2 separate regions of the Mus musculus genome follow, and region 1 is linked to region 2. Evidence: chromatin contacts called from ENCODE Hi-C or POLR2A ChIA-PET data. All regions are on one chromosome and are shown on one strand. Each heading gives the region's core, a stretch centred on a gene start or an enhancer-like site at or near the end of the contact. The rest is flanking DNA. Distances are from core to core; before and after follow the strand shown. Region 1 overlaps Rnft2 (ring finger protein, transmembrane 2). Region 2 holds the start of Hrk (harakiri, BCL2 interacting protein (contains only BH3 domain)).

Region 1 (5,082 bases), core at 216-2,715, 45 kb after region 2:
TGTTAAGACGATGGAAGCCAGTAGCAATACTTTTTGTTTTGTTTTGTTTGCTCTTTGAGACAGGGTTTCTCTGTGTAGCCCTGGCTGTCTAGAACTCACTCTGTAGACCAGGCTGGCTTCGAACTCAGAAATCCACCTGCCTCTGCCTCCCCAGTGCTGGGATTAAAGGCATGCGCCACCACGCCCGGCTAGCAATACTTTTAATAGCTTGAATTCCCACAGAAAAGGCTGGTTTTGTGTTTCCTCCTGAGCCTGGGCACCAAAGTACATAGCAAATGTTGGAAGGGTCCAGTTGCAGTTAAGCCTCCTTCTGGTCACCTGATTCTCTGAATGGCCATGGTGGGGAAGGCCCCATGACAGTTCTTTCAAAACTGTACAGAGAGCCAGGGGTTCCCCCTGGGAAGTTAAGGGTCCAGCAAAGGCAGGTAGATAGCTTCACTGTCTGCATCTACAGCCTGGATGTACCCCAAAGCCTCCTCTAATGGGGGGGGGATAAATGAAAAATACTGTAGTCTTGAGGGCAGAGGGGCTCCTCAGCCCCATTTCCTGTTTGCATTTTTTTTTTTTCAAGCTGACAAAGAGGGCTGAAAATAAAGGCTTGTTTTTCTAGGAAAATGACTTCCCAGGCTGCTGGGATGTTGGGGCCTCAGCTGCCAGCACCCTCAGGACAAAACAGCGCCAGCGACCATCTGAAGGGCAAAGCCAGGGACGGAGGGGCGCATCGGGACTCCTCCAAGAGAGGAGGCTCCTACCTGACCTCTGAGCTCTGGGAGAAGAAGCTGGAAAGACTGCTGAGAGGAACACAGGAAAAAAAAAAAAGAGGCAGAGAGGACAATGGGGAAAAAGACTGGGCCAAAGACAGGAGAGAAATGAGCTAGTCAGTGGCCTGATAGAAAAGGCTACTGAACAGGTTGGCCAGGAGTTTATAATCCTCCTGCTGCAGACTCCCAAGGGCTGGGATTACAGGTACCACACCAGGCCTGTTTTATAATCTCCTTCTTTAGCACATGTCAAGCAGGAACTAACTGCACAGCCAGAGCCCCTCTGAGAGGGAGGTGGTTATGACCAAATCCATGCACGAGATTAGACAACTCAAACACTAAGCCATTTAGAGGACTATCTGAGCAGAGAGCGAAGGGACAGTAAAGGAGACGGGCTGCCTGGTGGGTGAGGAGAGGCTGTGCATGGAAAACTTAGTGCTCTCACGCTGTCCCCACAGCTGATCAGAGGCAGAGAAGCAAGGGCTTAATTCTGTGGGGTGCTTCAAGACATCCGTGAGTTAGTTAGAAAACAAGAGCCTAAGAAATATAGTGAGATGTGAGAAGAGGGGAAGATGAGGGAAGAAGGAGAGAGGAGGAGGAAGGAGCAAGAAGAAGCGAACGCTGGCAGGAGAAAGAAGGGGAGAGCAACCCAGAATCTAGGAAGCTGGGGTGGGGCCACCGGCTCTGCGTTGCTTGGCAACAGGCGCTGCGATGCCGTCAGCGGCCTGCCAGCCTCTCCCAGGTGGATGAGATCATCGTGGCCTCCCCAGCTCCCCACAACAGGCTCCTTGCCAGCAATCTGGAGTGCCCCTGGCCCGCGGGACGGCGCAGGACGATGACATCACTCACGCACCAAGAGACCTCGGAGCCCAAGGAGTGCGGAGCTCTTTGGGTGACTGACAGTCTAGGCGATGTTTCAGACTTGCGGCTGTACTGTGTCCTTAGCAGGCTTCGCATTTAAGGCAGCCGGGTGTCCCAGCTCCAGGACGGGGCCAAGCCCACTGCAGAGAAACCTGACCATTGTAGTCACCACTGAGAGCCCTTCCCATTGACCCAAGTCTCCAGGATGCGGTTTTATGTGTATGAATGTATGCATGTGTGTCTCTGTCTGCATTAGGTATGCACACCATATGTGTGCTTGGTACCCACGGAGGTCAGAAGACAGTATTGGGTGCCCTGGAATTGGAGTTACAGATGGCTGTAAACAGCCTTGTGGGTGCTGGGAGTCAAATCCAGGTCCTCTGCAAGAGCAGCCTGGGCTTTTAACTGCTGTGCCATCTTTCCAGTGCCCAAGATTTACTTTCACTCTTGAGTAGTACAGACTGTGATCTGATGGCTTATGGTTGATGATCACCACCAAAGGGGGTGGGCCCTGCCTCCTCACCTGGAACTTTTATTCAATCCCTACACCACACCAGTGTTTGTCAGACTGTGCATGATAAATATTTTAGAGGTGAAGGCAAAAAATTATGGGCTTGGGTAGTGTTGACAGTCAAACTCCAGTCTGACTTGGAAGTAAAACTGGGTATATTCCATGTTTGCTCCGTGCATGATCAATAGCTTTGTTGAGAATGGAGACAGACAAATGTACAAAAGGCAGACATGTGGACAACGGAAAAGGAGATAGATGGCCACAGAAAGTGTCATGGGAGTTCCATTATGTCTTTCCTTTAAAATCTGCACATATTTCTAAATTTTTTCTTTTGTTTTTCGAGACAGGGTTTCTCTGTATAGCCCTGGCTGTCCTGGAACTCACTTTGTAGATCAGGCTGGCCTCAAACTAAGAAATCCATCTGCTTTGGCCTCCCAAGTGCTGGGGATTAAAGGTGTGTGCCACCTCGCCCAGCTTTTTTTGTTTTTTTTGAGACAGGGTTTCTCTGTGTAGCCCTGGCTCTCCTGGAACTCACTTTGTAGACCAGGCTGGCCTCAAACTCAGAAATCCACTTGCCTCTGCCTCCCAAGTGCTGGGATTAAAGGCGTGCACCACCACTGCCTGGCCCACATTTCTGCATCTTTTCTTTTCCTATTTATTTATTTATTTATTTATTTATTTATTTATTTATTTATTTTGAGACAGTTTTACTATGTAGCCTTAGCTGACCTGAACCTCACTATGTAGACCAGTTTGGCCTGAACTTCACTATCTAGACACTGGCCTTGAACTCACAAAGCTCTGCTCCCTGAGTGCCAGGACCAAAGGCAACACCATCGTGGGTGGCTTAGAGGCCTGCTCTTTCCTAACACCTTGGAGCCTTTGTGAACAGGAGAGAAAGTGGAGGCTCACACCAGTGCGCTCCCAGGCCAGCTTCAGCTCTGGGAAGGAGGGCTGGTAGAGGAAATGGGAGCAGGGCCATGCCCTGGATGCAAGCTGCTGCCATTTACTAGAGGGGCATGTGGATCCCGTCATCTGGGAAGCTGCCACCCTGTACCCACAGGATGAGCGGCATGGTAGGATACAGTTGACTCTGGCCTCCCTGCCTTGTCCGAAGTACGGATTGCCGGGCTTTTCTGGCCTCTGGATATCGTGACAGTACGTGTTCATGGTGAGAGCTTGGCGGACATCACTGTAAGCAATGAGCCTTTCTACTATAATCTGGAAAGTCACACCCGTGCTGTGGCTGTTGGCTCCTCTGGAAGGACCTTCTGGCTTCCCACTGTCCAGTTCTGCCCCAATCACGACAGGCACACACCTGTAATTCCAGCACTTGGGAAGCTGAGGCAGGAGACTTGCCCTGGGTCCATTCATGGCTACAGAGTGAGTGAGACTAGAGCAGCCTTGTGGGTGGCTGTTTTGAGATGCCTGCTCCCTTACCTGGCCCTGCTGCACTGGAAGGTTGAGCTTGGAAGCCCTAACTCTGAGGGCAGCTCCAGCACAGCGTCCAGCTGGCCGAAGGGAGGGTAGAAGCCGATCCTAGACGATCACACCTGTGAATGAGTCACAAGACCCCACAACTACCCTGCTTTTCTTACCAGCAGAACAGATGTCTGAATCTCTGAGTGTGGACAAGAGAGCAGGTGTGGCTTCCCCCTGCAGCATGAGGAGGCCTTAGAGATGAGCTCCTCTGGCATCTATCATGTTGGCTTGGCCTCACCAAGACCACGATCAGGGCCAAGGCCTCTGCCTCCTTGCCCAGGGGCTTCAGAGTTTGAGTTCTCTTCACGTGTAAGAATAGTTATCGGCTAAGGCCCAGCTCGGCAAAAAGGGGTCTTGAAGAGCTAGGATCATAGAAGGCTTCAAAGAGGCACCAGACCTCATCCAGCCCACAGAAGGGCAGGCCCCGGATAGTTGGTCTGGATGTAGGTGGTTATTCTTGCCCCTGTCTTTGTTTCTTGAGCACAGGAGCTGCCGTGGATCCCCTTATGAGGCTGCCTCGGGCTCTGGAGTTAAGGAGTGCGCTTGGGCTGTGTCTTCCATGTGTCCTGTCCATGCCTTGAGGTTGAGCATGGGGTAGGTCCTGCTTGCCAGTGATAAGCAAGCAGCAGCACTGAAAAAGAACAGCCACAGAGCCTGGCCTGGGCCTCCATTTCTCCACTGGGGCCACCCTAGGTTGGGTGTCAGAGTTGGGGCACAGCCAGGGCTGCCCTCTAGACAGCCACCAGCCGAGCTGGAGAAGGGTGTCATCCTTCAACCTGGAAACCTATTTCCCAGGGAGCTGGGGAGTTGGGATTGGGGGCTGGGGATAGAAGGAGCCGGGATTTCAACAGCAGCTGTGTTCCTGCTTTTCCCCCAGGATCCCGGCTGCTCCTCCTCCGTGCTGAGTGTTTGCCATTAAAAACAAACAGTATCATTTGGTTCAATATAAAATGAATTAAAGGAAATTAAACTGCGGGGGCCATGTGGTCTGCTTTGTCTGCTGTTGTCTGAGGCTGTTTTTCATTTTTCCCAGTGGGGAACAACAGCTTGGGGGGTGTGGAGTAGGGCAGAGAGGGGTAAATAAATAAATAATGTAAACTCCTCCCCCTCTTCCTCCCCGAACACACACAGACACACAGACACACACACACACACACACACACACACAGGTATGTGTGAGCTAAGGTGTGCAAGGTGTGAGAACTCCCAGGTGTTCACTGGGTCCTGTCCTTGCTGTCTCCCTTGGTGGCTGACTGGAGCCTTTGAGAGTCTCCCAGGGGACAGAGTAAAGGTGCAGGAGGGGACAAAACAAACAAAAATAGTCCCCTGAGCCAGAAGCTGGGGTGCTGGGTGGCAGAGGGCTGGGGCATGAGTCTGAGAGGCTGATGAGGGTGTGGGGCCTGAGTTGACAGGGGGCAGTGATGACTGTCTCCCACTGTGTTGAGCAGCAGGGGCTGTCATTCTCCT
Region 2 (4,771 bases), core at 1,482-3,981:
ATCCCCAAGACCCACATGGTGGGAGGAAAGAACTTACTCCTGCAAATTGTCCTCTGACCTCCACATGCACTCCATCTCATACGTACACACACACACACACACACACACACACACACACACACACACAGAGAGAGAGAGAGAGAGAGAGAGAGAGAGAGAGAGAGAGCTTTTTAAAGGCTACATTTCAAGATCCAGTGACCAAGTGCAGAGAGGGTCAGGGTAACTGGGTAACTTTAGAGACTCTGATTCAGTGATGAGGGGACAGAGGTCTTCCCTTGACCCCCTCTCCCCATAGCCCTCTTCTCTTCCCCTCTCCTCCCCACCGCCAAAACGGTACTCTCTGCTTAAAAAAAAAAAAAAAAAAAAAAAAAAAAAAAAGTCCAAGCTGCTGGGAGCCAACCCAGTGCCACCTTGTGAGCCCAGCATTTCGAGGGGCAGGCTTCCAAACAGGGTAATAATCGTCCCATTAAAATTAATGTCCATGAAGTGAGCCGTTAAAAGCGTGGAGATTAAAAGGGAGGGGGGATTGTTCAATTTAAATCCAAAGGGCTTTTTAAATAGACACTGTATCTTCAATCTTGGACCACTACACTCGGGCAATGGTTCAGCTGCCCCTCTGTTAAGGATGGCTGGGATTAGGGAGGGGGAGTCCCGGGAGATGGGGAAGGAGTTCTGGCCAGAATCAGAGGGGACGGAGGTTTATTTGAGCCCGATGCGTGCCAGGCGCTTGGCACAGGGTTCTTTCATTTAATCTGGGCCCCGGTCCTGGGAGGGAGGTATTATCAGTCTCAGAATACAGAGTCCAGTGTCAAGCCATAGCTAGAGTTTTGTGCCTGCTACTGGGTGCCCTGGTTCAGAGCCAGCCTTTGCTTTGTACTAACCCCTATCTTGGGCAAGAGGCCTCATGGACTTGGGCCTTGGCTTCCTCATGTTGAAAAACAGGACACCGAAAGAGTCTCTGTAGGAGCACAGGCCAGGACCTTGGCAGGCAGCTGGCATGGAAGGTACTCTGTAGTGTGGGTAGTAAGGGCACAGTGACTGCCCACTGGGTGGGGGCGAGGGTCACCAAAAGCACACAGCTGGGCTATGCTGAGCTCTGACAGTCACCTCACCAAGCTTCCAAGGGAGCCCGTAGCCCATTGATGTGGCTGAAAGTCAGTCAAGCTGCAGAGTCCTCCTGTCATTTGGTGGTCAGGAGGATGAGGCAGGAGAGCTTCTGGTTACACCGTAGCAGAGTTTTTGAAACAAAAGGAAAGTCACAATAACATCACAGAACTCCAAAAAGGTGAGTTCATAGTTTCTTATCTTTTGGGTTTTAGTTATTTATTTTGGTTTTTTGAGACAGGGTTTTTCTGTGTAGCCCTGGCTGTCCTGGAACTCACTCTGTAGACCAGGCTGGCCTCGAACTCAGAAATCTGCCTGCCTCTGCCTCCCAAGTGTTGGGATTAAAGGCGTGTACAACCACTGCTCGACTTGTTTTCTGTTTGAATACGTCTGTCTATCTCCTATCTATCTATCTATCTATCTATCTATCTATCTATCTATCTATCTATCTATCTATCTATCTTATGTGCATACACATAGGGTAGTACATATGGAGGTCAGAGGACAATCTGTGGGTATCAGATTTCTGTCTTTGGAACACACGGATTCACAGGACTGAAATTAAGTCATCAGGTTCGGTTGCAAGCACCTTTACCCACAGAGGCATCCCTGACTCTTTGGGGTTTTTAAATAAAGGATTCTCTCTGTAACTGTGGCTGGCCTGAAACCACTATATGGACCAGGTTGTATATGGACCACTTCCCTGCTCCTTCAGGCCCCAATCCCAAAGCTGTCCAAAATCCAGTGGCTTGGACATGGTGGGCGGGTCTCTCTAGCACCCTAAGGAGTCCCAGGAGCCTCCTCACTGGTCGGCACCCTCCCCAGAGGACTTCCCAGGCTGGAGCTGGAGCAAAACTGGATTGGTCTTCCTTTGGGTTAGGTAACCTCACTGGGCACCAAGGCAAAGCCTTACAGGGTCGCCAGCAAACTCTGACCCCGTTTGAAAAGATAAAGCCTACAAAGTAAGCAGGCTGCAAGAACTTCTCTCTAGAACCACGTTCTTGGGTGGGGGGTGGGGGGTGGGGAGATGTCTTGAGTGCAAAGGCGACTCGCCCAAGTTGGAGTCCAACCCATCCCGGGTCCCCCGCCTTCATTTCAGGGTTCAGGCTCCCACCCCGGGGTGCGCTTAAGTCAGGTCACCAGAAGGGGGTGCGAACGCGTGTCAGGAATGTGTGCACCCACCCGGAGGCTGACAGGTGCGGAGGCTGTCCCGAAACAGGGCAAGTCGGCTTGAACCCTGCCTCCCACCACCCAGGCCACACAACAGCCCGGGGATCTTTTCGCATTACGGCCGAATTCTCCCGGAGCTCAATTCACAGTGCGCACCGAGCTGGCTTTCCAGGCTATCTCCGAGCTGGAGCCTCCCGCAGCCCGGGAAGCGAAACAGCGGACCCCGGGCCAGCATTCCCGAAGCCCCGCATCCCTGCCTGTCCCCGCCCTGCCGGCGTCTCGAGGGTTAAAAGTTACCTCTCGGCTTTTTCTCCTGCACACACTCCCCACCCCCCGGGCCGGATGATGTAACCCCCTCCCCGCGCCCTCCCCGCCCCCTCCACCATGTGACACTTTAATTAATAATAGCGCCGTCAGCACAACAAACGCGCGGTGAAGGGCGAAACTTGGGGTCCAGGGAGGCTCCTCCGCACGCCATGTGCCCGTGTCCCCGGCATCGCGGCCGCGGGCCCCCGGCCGTGTGCGGTTGCGGCGACGCTCGCCCCGGGCTGCGCTGGGCGGCGGCGCAGGTGACCGCGCTGCGGCTGCAGGCGCTGGGCGACGAGCTGCACCGACGCGCCATGCGGCGTCGCGCGCGGCCCCGGGACCCGCTGCCCGCGCTGCTGCCCGCGCTCCGCGCCCGCTGGCCCTGGCTGTGCGCGGCCGCGCAGGTGGCGGCGCTGGCGGCCTGGCTGCTCGGCAGGCGGAGCGCGTAGGCGGCGCGCGCGGGGCCTTCTTGGTGGGGGGGACCGGAGCCGAGACCCAGCCCGGACCGAGCAACAGGTACGCGGGCAAGCGGGCGGGAGAGCGACAGCGACAGCGGGAGCCAGGGCTCCTCGGCGAGGAACAGCGGACCCGGTCTCCTACTCTTCGCTTGCCCTCTGTCCCTCTTTATCCAGACCCCGAGTATCTGCTCCGCCTCATCCCCCCTACTCTCTCTCTCTCTCTCTCTCTCTCTCTCTCTCTCTCTCCCTCTCCCTCCCTCTCTTCCCTCATTCTCTCTCCTCCTCCCTCTGTTCCTCTCTCCTTTCTCTCTTCTCTTCCTCCCTTCTCCTTCCCCCTCTCTCTTCTCTCCCTCTCTCTCTTCCTCCCTCCTTCCTCTCTCTCCCTCTCTCCTTCCCTCCTTCATCTCTCTCCTCTCTTCTTTCCCTCCACTCTCCATCTCCACTCTCTCCCCCTCTCTCCTTCCTCTCCCTTTCCTTTCCCTCTCTCTCTCCTCTTTTTCCTTCCCTCCTCCCCTTCTCCTTCCTCTCCCTTTCCTTTCCCTCTCTCTCTCCTCTTTTTCCTTACCTCCTCCCCCTCTCCTCCCGCTCCCCTGTCTCTGTTCTGTCTTCACTCTCCCCCCCCTCCCCACTCCTCTCTCTTCTCCCTCACTCTCATCTCTCTTCAGTGTTTTCACTCTCTTCTTTCTCCAATCCCCTGGCTCACGTTATTCTTCCCCTTGTGTAGCTCTCCTCTGCCTTTCCACTTTCTCCTGTTTTCCCTTTCTCCAGTCTGCTTTCTCTCTCCTCTCCCACTACCCCGTGTCCCCCCTTCCTTCTCCACCTCTCTCTCTCTCCCCCCCTTCTCTCTCTCCTCACTGTCCCCTCTCTCCTTTCTCCCTCTTCTCTCTCCTCCTCCTTCCTCTGCAGCATAGTGGTTTTAGAAGGACGTAAGCCACCACAATCGCTGCCAGCCCCAGTAAACACACGCAGTAGAACTGCACCAGTCCGAGCTAAGAGTCTCCCCTAATTATGCACCACAGGTTCTCGAGTCCCCGGCCCTTTTCAAACCGCCTGGTATTCCAACTTGACCAGGTCTCCATATCTCCACTGCCAACTCCCGTCTCCTCAAGGGTCTGCAGTTTGTGGTGATCCCCATTCTCTATGACCCCCCAACTCCTCCCACCCCCGCTCCCGTGGAAGTTTCTCAGGGGTAGGTCGTGGTCCTCTCTCCAAGGCAGGCGCACATCAAGGTCCCATCTCCTGGGTAACTTTGTTGCTCCTTTTACCACGAGGTGTCGCGGTTTACAGCTTGGCCTCCTATCACCTTCCCCAGCGACGGCGAGAGGTGTGGGCGCCTGCTGTGTGCTCCGGACCGTCCCTGGGTGCTGGGTGCCTAATGTTTGATATCGGGAGGCTATAGGTGGGTCCTTGGTAGGGTGACCTGTGAGCACCCGCTGTGTGCCAGGTACCGGGCTAGGCGGTTTGGGGGAGCAAGAAGTGTCGGTCGGGGTCGCCTTTCTAGATTTCTAGTGCAGAGGCTTCATAAAACGGGGTGGGGTGGGTGGGAACTAGGCTGACTTCCGAGAATGGGTCGGAATGTGAAGATCACAGGTAAGGTAGCCAGAGACCCTGAGATGCTCTGGGCTGATCCCAGCCCTGCCCGACGGGCGCGCAGACACCTTAGGAAGCTGGCGCGGCGCCGCAGGGAGAGGCGGCAGCCGGAGCGTGGGGGGTGGCAGCGCCCGAGGAGCTGC

The links. A loop is a pair of places that touch in the nucleus more often than their neighbours do. ChIA-PET counts read pairs that join two places held with the same protein, here RNA polymerase II (POLR2A).
Region 1: a map of left cerebral cortex shows a loop between it and region 2 (3-fold over the local background). The contact joins the enhancer-like site here to the promoter of Hrk in region 2. A Hi-C loop is called at or near these places in 3 of 37 maps with a recorded cell type or tissue (all left cerebral cortex). POLR2A ChIA-PET finds 5 or more read pairs at or near these places in 1 of 5 experiments (embryonic stem cell).

The regions. Positions count from the first base shown.
Region 1 is chr5:118,213,071-118,218,152 of GRCm38, forward strand. The region is part of intron 7 of Rnft2 (ring finger protein, transmembrane 2); the gene reads right to left. Among named protein-coding and RNA genes, the nearest start is that of Rnft2, 29 kb to the right of the region's middle. Within about 2 kb of position 1,466, at least 1 of the 3 ENCODE cell types and tissues checked has a DNase peak (open chromatin) inside an H3K27ac peak, as active enhancers do.
Region 2 is chr5:118,167,033-118,171,803 of GRCm38, forward strand. Hrk (harakiri, BCL2 interacting protein (contains only BH3 domain)) reads left to right here and starts at 2,732. Exons shown (of 2, transcript NM_007545.2): 1 at 2,732-3,096. The coding sequence starts at 2,751. The coding sequence ends at 3,029.